Regions from separate parts of the Homo sapiens genome. Here regions 1 and 3 are each linked to region 2. A link is a loop called in an ENCODE intact Hi-C map of the cell type or tissue named here. Cell type or tissue: endothelial cell of umbilical vein. All regions are shown on one strand.

Evidence for each region. Hi-C counts contacts between places; a loop is a spot of excess contacts. Peaks named below come from ENCODE experiments on the same cell type or tissue, not always from the same donor. Only the 100,000 strongest peaks of a DNase experiment are listed, where the experiment ranks them.
Region 1: it touches region 2 in a loop (31-fold over the local background); 4 of 110 quality-filtered maps call a loop at or near these places.
Region 3: a loop joins it to region 2, with 2.6 times the contacts of the local background. A loop is called at or near these places in 5 of 110 quality-filtered maps.

What each region holds. Positions count from the first base shown.
Region 1 is chr4:117,557,673-117,562,672 of GRCh38, reverse strand. All of the region lies in intron 2 of LINC01378 (long intergenic non-protein coding RNA 1378), which reads right to left. Among named protein-coding and RNA genes, the nearest start is that of LINC01378, 130 kb to the right of the region's middle. In endothelial cell of umbilical vein, no CTCF peak of the experiment used is centred here; no DNase peak of the experiment used is centred here.
Region 2 is chr4:116,356,288-116,361,287 of GRCh38, reverse strand. No RefSeq gene overlaps it. Among named protein-coding and RNA genes, the nearest start is that of MIR1973, 59 kb to the right of the region's middle. In endothelial cell of umbilical vein, a CTCF peak has its summit at 2,506 (motif pointing left); DNase peaks (open chromatin) are centred at 2,517 and 3,317; H3K27ac peaks cover 358 bases.
Region 3 is chr4:116,051,909-116,056,908 of GRCh38, reverse strand. No RefSeq gene overlaps it. Among named protein-coding and RNA genes, the nearest start is that of MIR1973, 250 kb to the left of the region's middle. In endothelial cell of umbilical vein, no CTCF peak of the experiment used is centred here; no DNase peak of the experiment used is centred here.

The DNA of each region.
Region 1 (5,000 bases), 1.2 Mb before region 2:
GGCCTTTTGGGAGGAATTTGAAAAAAAGTTTAACAATGAGTGTGATTTAGAGAAGGTTCAAAATACAAGTGAATCATATGAAGGTGTTTTTAAAGCATATCCTAAATTAGTGGGATCAGCAAGTGAAGAATCTGTAGGGCAAGCTGGCAGGCTGGAGAAGCAGGTAGGAGTTGACATGTAGACTTGAGTCTGAAGGCTAAAAATTCAGGCAGAATTTCTATTTTGCAGTCGGGAGGCAGAATTATTCTTCTTTGAGAACCTTTCATTTTTTCCCTAATGGCTTTCAAGTGATTGGATGAGGCCCATTCACATTATAGAAGCTAATCTGCTTTTCTTAAATTCAACTGATTCTAAATATTAATGACATCTAAAAAATGCACCAACATTTAGACTAGCATTTGACCAAACAACTAGTGATCATAGACTACTCCAATTCACGCATAAAATTAACCATCACCAGTAGGAAATCAAGAAAAATTCTACAGAGAAGTTGACAACCTAAAAGTCCTTAAAAGGATGGTTGAAATATGGGAGTAGGAGAATATGGGCAGGCATTTTATTCAAAAGAAACAGCAGGAACAAAAATATGGCAAACACCAAAATATCCAGTCACATAATGAAATTCCTTTGTGCTAATGCTTACAAAGCAATAGTACTCCTTTTCAAGACAAGCTGCCCAGGTAACTAGAAAAAAACAAGGCAAAATAATATACATAATAAAATCATACATACATGTACATAATAAAATCATAAAGCCTTGAAAGTTGAAAATACATTGGTAATTATTTATTTAAAAATTTCACTTAGTGCTGAATTTCTAAATTATCCACCTGTTATTTGGATATCTAGTTTCTTTTTTTTTTTTTTTGAGACAGAGTCTCCCTCTGTTACCCAGGCTGGAGTGCAGTGGCGTGATCTCAGCTCACTGCAAGCTCCGCCTTCTGGGTTCATGTCATTCTCCTGCCTCAGCCTCCCGAGTAGCTGGGACTCCAGGCGCCAGCCACCACGCCCGGCTAATTTTTTTGTGTTTTTTTAGTAGAGACGCGGTTTCATCGTTTTAGCCAGGATGGTCTTGATCTCCTGATGTCATGATCCGCCCGCCTCAGCCTCCAAAAGTGCTGGGATTACAGGTGTGAGCCACAGAGCCCGGCCTGTGTATCTAGTTTCTTCTTATTTCCAGTTTAGACATATAGCTCTCTTGTGGGGCAAATAATTTGAGATTTGTATATGCTTTCCAGAACATTCTCCACTTCTCAGGATGGCAATGTTGTGGTAATTGGAGCAGGACTCTGTGGTGAACATTTCTTGACTACAATCCAGGTTCTATCACTTATTAGTAGTGTGAGCATGTGTGCATTAGATAACCTGTGTCTCCAGCAATGGCGTGTGTGACATGGGGATAATAATTCCTACCTGCTGAGAATGTGTTAGAAATATCTTATACAGTCCAGGCGAAGCCCTATCATCTTGCCTATATAATAATCTAGGTCAGCTATTATAAAAATATAACAAGGAACATTAATATGAACAATATAGCAATTATCCAAAAATAATAGTATAACAATAATACATTCACACAAAATGATGTTCACCCAGTGGGATTGGAAGATTAGATAGAGCTAATTTTGCTACCACAAGAAAAATCTTTTGCTAATTATTTCCTTAAGTATTTCCTTTTTGTCTCTAAAGAATTTTAATTCACTCAATTATTATTCACAAAGTAGTGTGTAAATTTTTATAATTCTGGTCACTAATTCAGGACACCCTACATTTGCTAATATCCTTCTTGGAATGTGTTGCCTAGAAATTAAAGTTTTCCAGATATGCTGATCAGAGCACAGCATTCAGAAGAACTCTATTTTCCTGAGAAAATACTTTTTTCTACTCATGTATCCTAAATTTGCTTTAGATATTTTTTACAGTAAATTGATGGTTCCACTGAATTTATAATCAACTTAAACTCACAGCTCTTTTTCAAATTATCAGTAGTTGCTGTGTGCTTAATGTATTCAAACCCAAACAGGAACTTTTTCTTCATCCATATGCAGTTCTACCATACTTATTACCTATTAGAGACCTTGGTTGTTGAATGTCCATGTCCTTACCGATTTTGATTCTATTAACTTATTAAACTTTACTCCACTTGGTGGCAGTCACAGTTTGATAAATAAAAAACTTCTACATCTTTAGGCATTTTAAACCTTTCCATGAGTACAGGGCCAAGTTTAAGTCCTTAAGAACACCATTACAGACATCTTCTCCAGACAGATACTGATATATTTACACCAATTCTGGGTCATGTTGTTAGAGTAGGTATGAATTTATCTAAATCTACTGCAATGTACTTCTCAACTATCTTTCTTGAACAGCAGAATATCCCGAAATGTTTTTTCAAGGTCTCTGACAAATAAGATTTCTAATTGAGAGAACCCCAAAGAAAGAAACTGTGTTAGTTTTACATGATTAGTTCTGAGTGAATTTGTATGTATTACCCATTGATATCCACTACCTTCAATGTTTTCACAATCATGTGGTTAAATACGGAATAGGCTTATAGAGTAGAAGGCAATATCTATAACAATTTAGGGAGTTAAACATTAATGGCTAATCATAAGAGGTTGCTAGATACTCAAGAAAACAATTGCTTTTTCTTTTATTCTGAGTGACAACTAGCAACTAGCTTCATTTAAATTGTGGACTTTGAATGGAAGTAATGTCTGCTCTTGAAGGACCAAGATTTTTGTCTGTTTGTTTGTTTGAGACAGGGGTCTTGCTGTGTTGCCCAGACTGGTCTTGAACTCTGTGGCTCAATGGATTCTCCTGCCTCAGCATCCCAAATAGCTGGGATTACATGTGCACACCATAATGCTTGGCCAGAACCAATACTTTTAAGAAACAGATGTATCTCCTCCAAGTTGCCTCATACTCTATCTATACTTAATGCAGAGAATTGCAATGTTTTAGGGAACAGCAGAGATTGAAGCTGTATGAACACTGTTTTCTGAATCAAGATTAGCTAAAAGCAGCTGGTTCTTCAGGAATACCTACTTTAAATTACTATGGGAAGGAGAATTAAACTTATTCTGTTTTTGTCTTCGTATATTTTTGGGTTTATTTAATTTAGCAGTTAAGCCAACCAAATTAACCCAGTTTGAATTCCTTCTGTAATTTACATACAAAAAAGACTTTTAGCTTGTACTTAAAGAGCTTTAATAATGAAAAAAAAATTAAATAACACACTTAACCAATGCAGAACTCTTTAAGAAAATTCATCTTTGTTTAGCTGGAATGTTTCTCTGAAGAGACTTTATTAAATCCTGTCCTTTCACAGAATCACTCTTTAAATCTTTGCATAATAAATAAGATTATTGTTTGCTTTCTGAATAATGTATGGGTGCCTCACCTTATAACTGCAAAATTAAGGCATCTCTATCTTCTAGGGGAAGCAATCCAGGAACTGTTTTTACATTACAATTATCAAGATTCAGATATGGCAATTGTGATTTTGTATCTCAAGGAAGCGACAATCCACTCAAAATAATCTGCAGCATACTCACCGGAATACCATGAAGCAGAAAAGGGCATGTGCTAGCCATCTTTGGGCATTGTTTTGGGCAACTGTGAGGGAATAGCCAAAGTTTGGATACCACAGTGGTAGACACCATCTGGCTCCCTTCCACCCATCTGTCGCAGACACACCTGATAAACCACTCTATTTTTTTTTGATTCAAAGTGATACAAACCATTATTCATTATCTTTCTACTAAGAACATCTAAGAAGCTCTATCACTGTTAATCAAGAGAATCCCAAACCAAACTACCTTGCTAGGGGAAAAGTCTCTGAGGAAGGATGTGCTTCTTATTTGGTTGCCTAGCCTTTTAGCTGAATGACCAACTCATTAAACATACCTCCCTTTCCTCAATAAGGGAAGATCCAAACACTATTACGTTTTCTTATAAATTGCGCTAAACTTTGTTATACTTTCTTTTCTTTTCTATGTTACTCCTAATGTTACTCTCACATTTTCCCCTGACTTTCTGGCCCAAGATTACTGGCCATTTTTTCCTTCATACTTGAGAGGTTCAGGAGGCATCAAGATCACCTTCACTCCTGAAACCAATTGCAAGTTTGGGGGAACCCCAAGACCATTTGCAAGTCTCATAAATCATTAGAAAGATTTGCAGAACTCACTGAAAGCTGCTTTACTTGTGGTTATGGTTTATTACAGGAAAATACTCAGATTAAAATTAGCAGAGAAATAAATTCACAGGGAAGAGTTTCAAACATGAGTTGTTTTCTCCCAGCGGAGTTGTAAAAAGTCGTAACTTCTCCCAGCAATAATGTGTGACAGAGTTTTAATGGGTCATGGTCAGGTAGATGTAGTTGCCCAGGTGGCTGGCCTTAGTATCCAATACCTTTAGGGGTTGACCTGACCAAAGGTATAGCTTTGGTGGCCTAAAGACCCCATAATAAATCATAATGTTAGCCTAGACTATCTGGTGGGTCCAAAGTCCCCATCATATATCCTATTGTTATAGTAGTCCAAGGCCCCCAGTAAACAAAGACTCCAAGGGAAGACGTTTTAAGAATCACCTCCCAGAAGCAAAGGCCAAAAGCCAGAACTCTCTTTGGATAAGGTTAATCCATTACTCCCTCCACAATAATTTATATGGAACTTCTTCTGATATGATTTAATAACAGCACATAAGAAAATATTATAGAAGTACATTTCATCATTTAGTTATTAATTCAACAGGTAACTATTCAGCATTTTCTGTGTACCCTTTCTATTTTCCCTGTAAGCTCTCTGTTCTATACCCTTCATGTCCTTTTGACCTCAGCTTTCCTCATGTTTTTTTTTTTCTTGCCTTGTTGTCTTGGGTATAAAGTTTTCCATTGCCTTAAGTGAGAATACATCACCCATGATCATATTAGAAGGAAGTCTAACCCAGATGTCAATGCCTAGCTCGTGGAATTCTATTGGGTATTAATTTGCCTG
Region 2 (5,000 bases):
GTGTCTGGGCAATGTGGGGAGAACAGTGGCACGTACATAAGACCACCCCCATGTACAACAGCCAGTCCAGTTCACTGGTAAGACCACCCTGTGTACCCACAGACTCATAAACTCCCAGGGGGCACAAAGTCCATCAGAGCCTGACCGTGGTGGGGCTGCTTGCTATACCATACCTTCAGTGTGGTGACATGTGTTATGTTTGCACAGGTCGTAAGGGGCATCCATCCCACAGTGGCGGTACCCTAATGCTGTTCTATGCACCATGTTGCTTGGGTCAGGGGTACTACATGTTCCCCCACTAGCCAGTCCCACCCATCATAAACACTATGGGCCAGCCAGGAGGTGGGTGTACCATGGGTCTTGCAGTGTCCTTTGTCCAAGGCTAGCCATGTTGCGTTCCAGGCATCGGTCATGGGACCCCAAATCTCCAGCCATGTTCAGTTCTCTGCAGACCCTGAATGTATGTGCTGAGGCAAGCCATCTGCAGCTGCTGCTGGAAGGGCAATGCAGATCCAACTGTTGGAAACATTGGTTACCTCAGTGTAGTCGAGGGCCCAGCCCACAATGCAATCGGAGCATGTTAACCAATGGTCAAAATGACAGAGCAGGCACAGGTACTAACAGAGGTAAATCACATCCCTCAGGCAAAATACAGGCTAACCTTTCATCCTGGATAAGAATGCAGCCACCAAAGGTTTCTGCACTGGGCGATGGTAGCACATTTTCTCGGCTCCCCATGATTACTTTGGGTCCTGTATATATGCCAAAGTCACAGGAAAGCTCATAATAGGACATGCAGACAGTACATATGTCCCCTGGAGAAGGGTTCCCCCCCGACTGTTCCCCTATGAACAGTCAACTGTGAGGGACATGTATTGAACACCCAAGGAGTTTCATGCAAGTCATACTGTAGGCCCTCTACCCAGGGAGCTTTGATGGCCAGCTACCAGGAGTGGGGGGCTTTGGTCCATGTGGTCCATGGTCACAGCCAAGTTTTCTGTTCTCTTGCCTACCATTCATCTCCACACCTGGTTGTGGGAGGTCATCCTTCCTCCCATAAGTTTTGCCACATAGCTTGGCCCCACATGGACCAGTGACCAAGTGGCCACTTCTGTATTTTCCAGGTAGGTAACCACAAGGTTAAGCCTCAAGAGACCACCCAGCTATTGGTACAGATTGTCATAGGTGTCACCTCCTTAGTGATCACCATCCACACTGATCTAACTTCAGCCCATTGGCTACTTTGCCCATACTCAGTTTCAAACCGTATGGTGTCAATATTAGGTTGGACTGCAACAGTTTTCCAGGAAGCAGTAGTATCTTGGCTAGACCCATCTGTGTACCATGACCCACTGGCAATAGGGGGGCTCCCTTCCTTAAATGGTGCTGGCTTGGGGTCTAGGGGTGCCTCAGGCCCCATGGCCTTATCTTGCATTAGGACTACAGGTCCCAAGACCTCTTGCAGCTCTGCTTCTAAGGGACTCATACTCAGAGTACTCCGCTGCTCAAAGTACGTGTCCCACTTTGCTAAGGTGGATGTCTGCGCTGTCCCAGTCCAAGGGGTCATTGCCCATGAATGCACCCATCCCACTATAGAGTATGTTGTCCGCATGACAACTGTAGCCTATCTTGTCATGCTCTCATGAGGCTGAAGGGCGGCATATACAGCTGCTGTTTCTCTGTCAAGAAATACCGGAGCTCAGCTGCTTTCCAAAGTTGGGACCAAAAATCTACTGGCATTCTAAAGGGCTCCGTGCACTGCGAGGGGCCCCAGCCAAAACCATCTGTGGTCACATGCACATGCAGCTCAAATGGGTGCCCCTGGTCAACTTCCTGTAGGGCTTGTGCCTGCTGAATAGCCCAGCTGGCTGCTAGGAAGGAGGTCCCAGCCGCACCATTCCAATCCCAGGAAAGAGGAGCATTGCCATTTCTAAATCTGCAAAATAATCAGAAGTTAACATAATATCACCCATGACATATAGAGACCATGACATATAGTGAGGCTATGCATATAGCCCTGCGGCAACACTGTGAAAGTCCATTGTCATCGTTCCATGAAGGAAAGCTATTTCTGGCTCTCTAGAGCAATGTCAATTGAGAAGAATGCATTGGCCACTATGTGGCCACTATTGTTCCACTATAGTGGTACTGTTCCAATTTCATCATAAAGTGGTCCATCAAGTCCGTGATAAATGGGTCAGCTGCCAAGCCATGTAGAATGTCCACCCATAGAATGTATCTGTGCTAGTGTCTACCAGTGCCAGCACTTGCCGTATGTTGGTGGGGGACAAGTGGATTGCTAATTTCACATGTGGCCTCCAGTCGTCCGGTGTTTTTCTAAGCTGGTCACCTTGGCCAGTTCCTTAATCAAATAGAAAAAGCTCTACACCCGCGCCCAGCTGCAGCAAATAATCTTTGAACTGGAACTCCCGGGAGGGACCTGGTCATGCAGCATTACCCTTCTCCTGAATGACTTGCACCAAGTCTGTATACGACTGCCATCTACTGACAGTTTTGAGTATTTCACCGGCATCGTTCACAGTTCCTGTGGTTGCCCATAGCCTCTCAGTCAGGGTGTGGTCACCTTGCCCTTGTTCCAGCCAGCTACTTACTTGCAGCCACTGACGAAAGAAGGGATGAGTTGTGATAGAGGCCAGCTTTTCCATCTCAGAGGTGGAACAGCATATACAATCTGCCCCCTCGTTTCACAGACAAAGCATCCAGGTGGGCAGGGGTTTCCTGGACGCTGGTAACACTGTTTCTTTAATTCCCACACCTCCCCGCGGGACCCCTTAGGGACTAAGCAGGCAATTCCTGCAGCACAGTCACAAATGCCCAACCAACTGCTGGCAAAGGCTGGCTCCTTCTCGATGCTCTGTGCTTCCAGCTGCTTCAGTGCCTTCTCCATGCTTGTGGGGGACCCACCTACCACCACCCAGGTTTCCACCAGAGCCCATCCAAGCAGCACAGATGCTTGTAAGCACAGCCTATCCAAGTACCACAATCCATGTTGTGGCCACATGGCTGACCTGGAATCAACAGGGGCCAAAGGCTCACTCACTTTGGCATCCTGTCGACTATGTCAAGTGTCACACCAAGTGTCAGATTCCAACCCAAGCTGAGGACCGAAGGGAGTGGGTAGACAAGTGGCAGACAGCTGAAAGAACACTTGAGGAATTGTAAGAAGTTTCAACATGGCTTTGTTCTCTCTCTGGGAGCAAGCAAGCCATCCGTATGTACAGCATCAGCAGGGTAGTTATACCTTTTACAGACAATAGTGGCTCCGAGCCAAGTGCGAGGTCATGTGAGTGGTTACATAATGCGCCTCACATGGAGTGGTTACATAATGTGCAGAGTTGTGCACCTGTGCTCCAAACCTGCTGAGTCATGCCACATCAGAAGCCTGCCTTGGCCTACTCCTGACTAAAGTGCAGCCATTTCCCTTACACTGGGGAACTTTAGTGATGAAATGTTCTCCATCATTCTTTGCTTTATTTTTTTCTTTTGTAAGTTTCACATTTCCATGGAATTAGCAAAATTCATCAAATAGAACACTTAGAACTGTGTGTTTTCTTTTTTGTATACTTTGAGTTTCCATTTTAGCATTTTATTTTTTATCGTATATAAATTGCACCTGAACTTTTAAAAAAATAATAAGAATGAAATAAAGCAAGCAGAGAACCAAAAGTAAGGGGTTATAGTAACCTATTTTACTTCCCACCACAACAAAAATTAAAGGAAATTAAAAGGATTTTTTTCAGTGTTACTAGATGTGGTTTGACCTATATTTGAGTGCTCTAGATTACTGAGGTTAGGAATATTTGTACTACAATTATGTAAAAAAGTGTGTATGGAGGAGACAGAATAGCCAACCAACATTTGGATGGCATCATGTTTTAATATCTTTGTTTAATATGATTCAAAGCATCATACATAATTGCAAACAATATTCCTTTTAAGGATGAAACTATCTGCAGATATATCTGTTTTAAGCAATTAGTGCACAAACCAATGTCAATTGAGAAATTTGAAATTAGGTCAACTATTTTTGTTGCTTGATTCCAAGCAACCAATTTTACTTAATTTTACATAAATTTGTTTGCTATTTGTCACACTCTACAAACATTTGCTTTTAATTCTATTATCTAGAAGAAAAAAACTAAGAATGGGAAATATTTTTAAAAAATGAAGGCTTGCTATGATTCTACAGAAAACTCCTCTCAAATTATAGATTCTTTTTGTAAAAGAAAGTCTCAAACACAGAGTAATAATAATATAGAACTATATTTCCTATAATTCACAACTAGTTGACTTGTGCTAAGTTGTATTCTTTTCACCTTCTCTAGTATTAAAGAATTCACTTCAGGATTAATTGTCTCCTCATTCCTTCTAAGAAGTTATGTTCTGAATAAAAGTGACTGCCTGGGCAGGCTGAAAGGTGGATTTTAGAAAGCTGACTCAAGGATTCTGGGAATATTTATGAAAATATGTATTCTAACATAGGAGTTAAAAGCATTCAGAGTCTCAAAAACGTTGGTTTCTATGAAAATAATATTTTTGGTAATTTTTACAGTGATATTTCATATCCACATTACTCATTCACTGCCTGTAGAAAGATCTGAGGGTATTGCTCTTTGCAATTTATCAACAGCCCAATGTTTCTGAAGACTTACAAATAATTTATTTTTCTTTACCAATTGGTAAAGCTATAGGTGAGGAAGAATAGTCAAAAGGTATTTAGGAAAAGCACTCCCATTATATACTTAAGAGATGAAACCAATCTACTCTGAGCCAAAGAAAGCAAAAAATAAATAAATAAAAGAAACACAGAAATGTTAAGCATTTCTGCAATGACTTAACATTTTTTTAAAGTCTGAGCTTTTTCATACCCTCACATCTCAAACAGAAGAATGATTTCTTCTCATAATTACTTAATAATTGAATTCTAATAGTGGTATAATATTATCCAGAACATAAGGATTAATTGTCATATAAAAGAT
Region 3 (5,000 bases), 300 kb after region 2:
AGATGGAACTTACTCGTTCTTATTGTAATTATTCTTTGCAATTCTTTTCTCAAAAACATTGAAGAATTGACATTTTCTCTAACATCTCTCACTCTGACTGTGAGAAAATCAAATGAAATTTGCTCCCTTTATAAATTATTTCTTGTTCTAACTTCATTTTATAGCCCAGTACAAAGTATCTAAAATAAATAAAAAACAGATTAAATATATAAATTAAGTACAGTGTACCCTTTTTTCTGCTTAATTGCATAAAAAACCACACCTTACTTGAACTACAGTGACATCTTGTGGCCTAAAGTGTTTGATTTTTTTAATATATAAATCATTGTTTTTGTTTTCTGATTCTCTTCAGTTCTAAGTTTTAAAGCAGGTACTTTTCATTCAAGAAAATGCCATAGGCATAAATTCTGAACAATCACTAAATATTCCATAAATAAAATATTAAATCGGGAAAAAATTAATGACAAATATGGCTAAGAATAATTGCTGACCTAGTTTTTTTTTTCAGAGTAGTGTGTTTAACTTGAAGTATATTTTATTTTTAAAATATGTGGGAAAAACTCATGTCACTTCATTTAAAATTGGAGACAAGTAGTTTCAATCATTTTGCTATTTTTGTGTAATTAAAAAGGAATCAATTTTTTTTAAATTGTAAATATGATCCCAATATCTGCACGTTAAAAACATTTTTCTTCTATGGAATGCACATCATCTTTTTAATGTATAACTTTTAGTTTTATTCTTTAAATACATACTAATAAATTAATTGAAGTTATGATTTCCTCAAGCCTCTGCTTTCTTCAGTTATTTCAGTAATTGCCAGATGGCTTCTGATTATTTTCACTGTTCCCCAGGGTTCCATATTAAACACATTAAATCACATCTTCAAAATTTAAAGAGGAAGTATAATTGCACCTCAAAAGCTCTTATTATACATCTTACAAAAGTGTAATTATGAATTAAACAGTATTATCTTGAATATACAGAGAGCTGCGGTTTGTAAAGCTAATTTGTAAAGAAACAAAATAATGGTGATATACAATTTAAACTAATTTATTTATGTATGTTATACATATGGTATTCAAAATTAATTTAAAATAATGGTTAACTAGTTAACTCATTTCATATGATAAAGTATATATTAAGAGTTTAATAATGTGTATCTAAACCTATTTCTGCTGTATTGTCATTTAAGTTTTAGAAAACAATTAGTTCATTATAAAAAGTATAATTAAGATATTCTTCTCAGCAGTACATATTGATTTCTATAATTCTGTTGTTTTGGTTCTAATTTTAGTATATGTGCTACTGAAGCAAACACTGTTGTTCCATCGTATAGCATCTATTCTACAAATTGCAAAATGAGTGTAGCTCTTTTTATAACTAGAATAAGTAAAGGTAATAGATTATATGTATACTAATTATCATTGCAAATATAAATATGTCAACAACAAAGCATTAGTTTGTGTGGCTTGTAAATGAGTGCTTCACAAGTATTGGGACACTAGGTTAGTTAACAGCCAATTTTGGTACCTCTTCTAATTGATAACTGAAGAAAGGCTTTTAACCTTAGTATGTTCTAGATTAATTACATGAATTAACCCAAAAGTCTACTTTCACTCTCTGGGATACTATTAACTTTAACATAAACCTAGAGTAAATTATAAATATCAAGCAGATATATAATTGTTATTACTATATCTACCCATTTATTTTTACTAGAATATTGGTAAAATCTGCATGCATGTTTGGCTAAGGACAAAGGTATGTTCCCCCAGATAAGAACCTACTATTCTCTATTTTTAATGTCCCAAAATAATGTATATTTAATGATTTTATTACTTTCTATATTTACTCCATAAATCAGGAATTATTCTTTAAATAATTTCTGAAAAAATTTTAAACCGTGATTTTTAATATAATTATTTCAACATGCTATAATATGCATTTTAAACAAATCTTACAAAATTCTTCTTATGACAGGGAGAAATAGGAATAATAAATGTATATTATTAATAGTAGTCTTTTATTTATTGAAGTATATGTTACATTCTCAAGCTTTATTGTGGTCTGATAAAAATTACATGTAGTTGTGGTATAAAATGTGATAATTTTATAAATTTATACATTATGAAATGATTACCACAATCAACATAATACATCTATCACCACAAATAGAATAAAACAAGTAAAGTAATTTATTTTGAGGACTAGTTTCTTTTCATATTGCAATTGCTATAATGAGACAAATTATAATAACCTTTTCTGGTTCTGATGCTTTATAAATATAGTACTTTTTAAAATTTCTAGTATTATTTATGTATCATATTACAATCATACTTTAATAAATAATAAATAAACAAACTGAAGGTAATATGTGTTATCTTGCTTGAGGTCACAAAGTTTCTAGGTTTTCAAAAATATAATTCATTCTGAGTTGCTTCACCACAAAAGCTTGATCTCTTTTTATTCTATATTGCTTGCTTTTCTCTCATCATGTCTCTTGAACATATTTAAGTTTATGAAATTAATTGAGAAAAATTTAGGTCAGCATTCCAGTTGATATACAAACAACAATAATGACTCATAATATCCTTATAAAAATAAGCCTTTGTGTGATCACTTAAATATTTAACACTTTAAAATCTTCCTAAAATCTTCTTCAATATGACTGGGCATTCAAAAATATGACTTAGCGTTACATAATGGCTGTAGATGTGGGTGTTTATTGAAAACCTTCAAGAATTTCTTTATTTGATAATTTTCCAATCACATAAATATCATATAAATTATTATGTATCTTATTCTGGAACTGCAAATATTCTACATTTACATATATATTTGATTTCCCCTGTATTATAAAGTTTTCTAATTTTCACTATATTATAGTATCTTTTATTTAATTCTGTGCATAGTATACACTTTAATTTTACATTTATTTATATTTATATTTACATCTAATTTCTATTTTAAATCTATAGAGGTAATAAATTTAATTTATACTGATTGTGAAAAAAAGGTGGAGTATTTTGACTTGTGTTTTTGTCTATGCTTTTAGAAATGTAGATTGGCTAGTCCTTCTTGTTTTTAGGGTATACACACACACAAACATATGAACTTCACAACGAGAGAGGGAGGTTAAATGGTAAAAGGTGAGAAATTTTAAAAATATATGAAAAATGTGAGACTATATTAAGAAATGATGAGTCTGGATATATGTAAAAGTTATACATGAAGAAGTAGAAAATATCTATCAATGAAAAAATTGCTTTTAAACTTTATAAAAGCTATATTTTCAAAATGTATCTGAGATTTATTTAAAGAGAACACATGGCCAGAAGTGGTGGCTCACGCCTGTAATCCCAGCACTTTAGAAGACCTACCGAGGCTCATGGATCACCTGAGGTCAGGAGTTCGAGACCAGCCTGGCCAACATGGCAAAACCCCATCTCTACTAAAAATACAAAAAAAAAATTAGCTGGGCATCGTGGCGGGCATCTGTAATCCCAGCTACTAGGGAGGCTGAGCAAGAGAATCGCTTGAACCTGGGAGGCAGAGGTTGCAGTGAGTCAAGATCACGCTATTGCACTCCAGCCTGGGCAACAAGAGCAAAACTCGTCTCAAAAAAAAAAAAAGAACACATTCAGCAATCTAAATATAATTTACATTCTTATGCTGATGACCATGATTATAGAAGAAGTTAGAAGTAAATAAATATATTAATGAATAAATAATTTTATGGTACAAGAAATAAAGGCATAAAGCCAATATCTCTTTTCATTTACATTTTTTCCTGTAATCAAAAGGAAAGACTCACTTCTATAACCGGATGTGTAATACTTTGCATCCAAATAAGAAAAATCTACAAAGCTGAGGAAAAGCATCTGTTAAAAGATTTTATGTTGCGGTATGCACAGGTCCAAGTGCATTGATGGTTCATGGCAAAGACTTAGGTTTTCTTGCAACATCTGGATATTTCAGGAAAAAATAGAAGTAGATCTGTTTCTGAATAACTTAGGAATTGGCAAACTGGATAATAGGGAATCAATCTGGATAACAGTGAATTTTAGAGATTTAGATAATAAATTTAAATAATAGTGAATTTTATTTATTAATATTAATTCACTGTGAATAGTAATAGTGAATTTTTGATATTTAGAAATATACCTATATTATTTATGTTTACAAATTTAAATGCATGAATTTGGACTTAGATATTTTATTTTAATTTTTAAAACCACCTTAATAATGTATGATTGACACAAAAAGACATAAATATTTATTATATGCAGCTTGATAAGTTTGGAGATAAGTATGCATATGTAAAATCATTACCACAATCTATGCCATAAACTTATACATTACCTCCAAAAGTTTTCTCCCACACTCTTCAGTTATTGTTGTTATTATTACAGTGATAAGGACATTTAACATAACATCTAGCCTCTGGGCACATTTTTAAGTATACAAATGATATTGTTAACTATAGACTCTATGCAATACAATAGATCTCCAGGGCTTACTCTTTTTGTGTAACTGCAACTTTTTAATCTTTGGCTAATAAATCTTCATTTCCCCCTCCCCTCAGTCCCTGGAAACCACTATTCTAGCCTCTACTTCTATGAGTTTGATTATTTTAGATTTTTCTCATATAAATGGGATCTTGTAGCATTTGTCATTCTTTTTCCAGTGTATATCACTCAGCATAATGTCTTCCAGATTTATCCGTGTTGTAGCGAGTGGTAGAATTTACTTCTTTGTAAAAACTGAATAATATTCGATTGTATGTATATACCGTATTTTCTTTTTGCATTCATCCATTGATAAACATTCCAGTTGCTTTCATGTTTTCCCTATCGTGAATAATGCTGCAATGAACATGGGAGTGCAGACATCTTTTTGAGATCGTGATTTCAATTTCTTGAATGTATATACAGAAGTGGGATTGCTAGATTATATAATAATTTCATTTATAATTTGGCGGGGAACGTCCATCCTTT